2 separate regions of the Homo sapiens genome follow, and region 2 is linked to region 1. A link is an interaction called in ENCODE POLR2A ChIA-PET data of the cell type or tissue named here. Cell type or tissue: GM12878. All regions are shown on one strand.

Region 1 (2,500 bases):
GTGAAACCCTGTCTCTACTAAAAAAAATACAAAAAAATAATTAGCTAGGTGTGGTGGTGCCTGCCTGTGGTCCCAGCTACTTGGGAGCCTGAGGTAGGAAGATCGCTTGAACTCAGGAGTCAGAGGCTGCAGTAAGCCGGGATCACACCCCTGCACTCCAGCCTGACAGTGAAATCCTGTCTCAAAAAAAAAAAAATGCAGACAACTCAAGGATTGATAAAATTTGAAATTTTTTCATTAACACCTTAGCATGAATGAAGACTGAAACCTAGTTTTCTTTTTGATAAAGACAATGGAGGCGTCCAAGGGCTAAGGACATACATCCCCAGGGAGGGAAAGAGAAAGAGAAAAAGTAGGAAAAGGGGCTAAAAATGGTGTTTGTCTCACTGCTTTCTTCAGTTGAGCTCTTCTTGGTCTTGTGCTGCTAACTTGATGATTTTCATTCGCCTTTGACGACTCAGCCCATTAAGCCAAAGAGGCTCACCTGGTGCGACTGTTACTCACAATGGCTCACACGTGTTGGGTGCACGTGCTGGGCCAAGCATCATGCACGCTGTAAGGTATATAGATGTGATTTGGTCAAGGTAGAGACCGAGGCGGATATACAGGCCTGCACGGCTCAGTGAGTTTGGTGCGCAGGCGCACACCTCCGCTTGTTACATAACCTGTTTGTGTAAGTTCATACTTGGCTCTGAGCCACTATTGTCTGTAAAAGGTATAACTGCCCTGCTGACGCCGTACAGGTGCTTTTGAGGCTCAGCTTGGCTCGACATGGCTTGATGTGGTGGGTGCGCTGGCGCCCAGAGAAAGGGAGACAGCCAAAGCTGTCCATCTTGTAGACAGACAGGAGGGAGCCAGGACACAGCTCTGCTTGCTTGTGCCAGAGAAAGAAAGAGTTAAGCTGCTGACCCTGAAGGCAAGGGAGAGCCGGGGGTCACAGGAGCCACAGAGCCAAAGCAAATAGCAGAGATAAAGGTGGACAGGGTGAGAGAGCTAATGTGAGTAAGCTGCTAATAAAAAGCCATTGATGAGAACTGCTGCTGAATAAAACCATATTCACCTGCCTAGGCCCCCTGCACCAAAGCGTTTCTGCTCATCCACCCCACTCACCTTGGACTTCAGCATGGGCTGGACCTGGACCGGGGTCTGACACACACCAACTCGGTTAATCCTCACAGTAAACCTGGGAAGGAGGTGCCATTTTGCCCATCGTTTACCAGGACACTGAGAGGCAGGGAGTGTGACCTGCATGAGGTCACTTGGAGCATCACTGTAGGGGACTAACACCCTACACGGCTATGCGGCCTTGTTCTCTGCTCCGAATGCCATCTTCACAGATTGTTCTCATGTCCCTTACAACTGCGTATCTATAAATAAGTGGATTTGCTCTCTGGTCTCTAAGACTTTAAAAGCTAAGGTTAAGGAGTGTGTGTGTTAGGGGAAGGGTGGGGACAGCAGCAAAGACTTGCACAGATAATTGTCCCCAAATAGTCTCAATGAAGGCACCTCTGATAAGGGCATATGGCAAAGCCCTGAACCATCCCTAAATTTCAATTTTCTTCTAGCAGTCATATGACTGATCTATGGTCAGGAGGATGTGAACAGAAATGATCTACATGCCTTCTGAAAAAAAGGGGGCATGCATAGCCTCCCTTTCATTCTTTTTTCTTTTATATATTTTTTTTATTTTATTTTTTTCGAGACAGGGTCTCACTCTGTCTCCCAGGCTGGAGTGCAGAGATGCAATCTCAGCTCACTGTAATCTCTGCCTCCCGGGTTCAGGCGATTCTCCTGCCTCAACCTCCCAAGTAGCTGGGAGTACAGGTGTGTGCCACCATGCCCAGCTAATTTTTGTTTGTTTGTTTTGAGATGGAGTTTCGCTCTTGTTGCCCAGGCTGGAGTGCAATGGCACGATCTCGGCTCACTGCAACCTCCGCCTCCCAGGTTCAGGAGATTCTCCTGCCTCAGCCTCCCGAGTAGCTGGGACTACAGGCATGTGCCACCATGCCCGGCTAATTTTGTATTTTTAGTAGAGATGGGGTTTTTCCATGTTGGTCAGGCTGCTCTCCAAGTCCCGACCTCAGCTGATCCACCCATCTCACCCTCCCAGAGTGCTGGGATTACAGGCAGGAGCCACGGTGCCCAGCCTAATTTTTGTATTTTTAGTAGAGGCAGGGTTTCACCATGTTGGCCAGGCTGGTCTCGAACTTCTGGCCTCAAGTGATCCACCTGCCTCAGCCTCCCAGAGTGCTGGGATTACAGGTGTGAGCCACTGCGCCTGGCCCTCCCCTTCATTCCTGTTCCCCTCCACAGGTTGGGGAGCAATCTTGGACCACATGGAAAAGGGCAACCTACTCAGGACAGCAGAACAACCAGCAGAAGGAACCGGGGGGCTGACACCTGGGGCTGGTTGAGCTCATCTGTACTTGGCTATGCCCAGACTCTTATGCGGGAAAGAAAATAAACTTTGGTTTAGTCCACTGTTATTTTTTGGTCTTTA
Region 2 (2,500 bases), 270 kb after region 1:
ACCAACCCGATTCACATTCCCAAACCCTTTCTTGTATTTAACTTTTCAGAAACGTTCCATCTGCTCTCTCTCAGCACCACTTTGCAGCTAATCAAGAAGACGCAAGCAGACATCCACTGGGGGTGGGGAGGAGTTCCGAGAGTGCTGAGCCTTCCGGATTAAAGGGACATACGCTGCTGCCCGAATCCCAAATGCAGCGTGATGCCACTACCGCAGCCCAGCTGCAGCCTTGAGGAAGAGGGTGCAGGAGCTACAGAGGCTGTCCTTGACATGATTCAGCCTTCAAAGCAGGATTAACTGCTGCTGCCTCCAGACCTTCCTGTTTTGTGAGAAAAACAAATCCCAATGTGTTTAAGCCTCCATGAGTCAGGTTCTCATTTACATGTAGCCGAAAGCATTTCTGAAGGGTGCAAACACACTCGAAAGATAAGATTCTACCCCATCAGCAAAAACCATTAGGTGAAGTTGATGAACATTTTTCAGTCAACACTGGTTTCATGTTAACAGCTTAGTGATCTTCCCAGGGGGTGAGATTTGGGGTGCACTGAGGAGGCCTCCCTACCTAAAATAATTCCAGCAGTCCTGTTATTGATGCCTGAACTTCTACATGCAGAGCCACACGCAATCTGCGTGGTATGCACACACATGCACACACAGCTGTTAGGAGGGGCCTGAACAACCAGGAGTGTAGACGGCAGCGCAGGAGCTTGGGACAGAAAGCCAGGCTGTGGTTTCATGCATTGCAGATCCTATATCCCAGAAGCCATTTCTTTTTCTTTTTCTTTTTCTCTTTCTTGTTTTGTTTTGTTTTTTGAGACAGAGTCTTGTTCTGTCACCCAGGCTGGAGTGTAATGGCGCGATCTCGGCTCACTGCAACCTTCACCTCCCTGGTTCAAGTGACTCTCCAGCCTCAGCCTCCCGAGTAGCTGGGATTACAGGTGTGTGCCACCATACCTGGCTAATTTTTGTATTTTTAGGAGAGACAGTATTTCGCCATGTTGGCCAGGCTGGTCTCGAACTCCTGACCTCAGACGATCTGCCCGCCTCGGCCCCCCAAAGTGCTGGAACTATAGGCGTGCGCCACCACGCCTGGCCAGCCAAATCTATTTGTAACAGATTTCACTTTCAGAAAATTTCTCCATGTAATCCAAATCTTTCATTTTCTAGTACAGACCTCTTTCCCCTTAGCACTCTGTTCTTGATGACTTAGAAGTGTCGTTTCTCTTCACATCATTTGCACGTCATTCCTTCCTGTCTCCAGCTTCTTCTTCCCAGCCCTCCTCCTCCTCTGCACACAGGAAACCTCATTCTGTGGTGTGAACAGGGGGATTCCCGTCTTCCTGAAGCGACTTAGTCTTGAGCTGCCTGTGCCCTTCCCATCACAGTGAATGTTGCCAGTTGGGGATGACTGGGCAGCCATGGGGAAGGTGAGCAGAGGGCAGAGGAGTCCAAGCCCCTGAGGTGGAGGTGGGAGCAGGGAGAGCTGCAGGCTCAGCTGCTGGGGCAGTAGGAGGAGAGCCAGGACCTGGAGGAGTGTGTGTGTGTGTGTGTGTGTGTGTGTGTGTGTGTGTCTGTGTGATTGTGAGTGTGTGTGTGTGGTGCGGTCAGTGGGGAGCGGGGGAGTCTTTTATCTTTACCACTTGTTTGTCTGATTAACCTACTTTTCTTGGTTTCTAGGGAAAGAGCAAAAAAATTTTTTCTTTCTCTGAGACAGGGAGTAAAGCACGTGGCATCAAGACTGCAGCAGAAGGCCAGGCGCAGTGGCTCACACCTGTAAACCCAGCACTTTGGGAGGCTGAGGGTGGGGGTGGATCACCTGAGGTCAGGAGTTCGAGACCAGCCTGGCCAACATGGGGAAACCTCATCTCTACTAAAAATACCAAATTAGCCAGGTGTGGTGGCACGTGCCTGTAATCCCAGCTACTCGGGAGGCTGAGGCAGAAGAATCACTTGAACCTGGGAGGCGGAGGTTGCAGTGAGCCGAGATCATGCCACTGCACTCCGGCCTGAGCAACGAGTGAAACTCCATCTCAAAAAAAAAAAAAAAAAGAAAGAAAGAAAGAAAAAGAAAAAAAAAAAGACTGCAACAGAAGCGCAGGGCACCCTGGGATGCCTGCAGCCTCTCACCTTCAACCTCTGTGCTGGGATCCATCAATTCCCTTCCCATTTGACTGTCAAATCAGAAGGGTCTTTGCTAATTTCAGCATAAATTGGGAGAAAGCTGACCTCGATTTAGCTGGAATGACAGCAATGACTAATTTGTACACCAGAATTAATAAAGCTAGCTCTTGCCCCACAGGGAGAGAAAGATGATGTGGTTTTCTTGCATCTGCCCTAACTGAGATTGCTTTTTGGCAAGGATAGAGAAATGCTCATTCTCCACACTCCCAGGAGGGGGTCTGCTGACAGCTCCTGGACTGTCACCTGAATTGAGGTGTGACTGGGCCAGGGGTGTCCCAAGCCAACCAGCCAGGCACCTGGACGGGTGGGCTCTTGACCC

The links. Peaks named below come from ENCODE experiments on the same cell type or tissue, not always from the same donor. Only the 100,000 strongest peaks of a DNase experiment are listed, where the experiment ranks them.
Region 2: POLR2A ChIA-PET joins it to region 1 with 7 read pairs; 2 of 35 experiments call an interaction of 5 or more read pairs at or near these places.

Annotation. Positions count from the first base shown.
Region 1 is chr10:5,855,644-5,858,143 of GRCh38, forward strand. No RefSeq gene overlaps it. Among named protein-coding and RNA genes, the nearest start is that of TRV-TAC3-1, 3.1 kb to the left of the region's middle. In GM12878, no CTCF peak of the experiment used is centred here; no DNase peak of the experiment used is centred here; H3K27me3 peaks cover 152 bases.
Region 2 is chr10:6,128,752-6,131,251 of GRCh38, forward strand. All of the region lies in intron 1 of LOC101928080 (a long non-coding RNA gene), which reads right to left. Among named protein-coding and RNA genes, the nearest start is that of MIR3155A, 22 kb to the right of the region's middle. RefSeq lists enhancers at 1,177-1,226, 1,277-1,356, 1,367-1,446. In GM12878, no CTCF peak of the experiment used is centred here; a DNase peak (open chromatin) is centred at 1,290; H3K4me3 peaks cover 404 bases.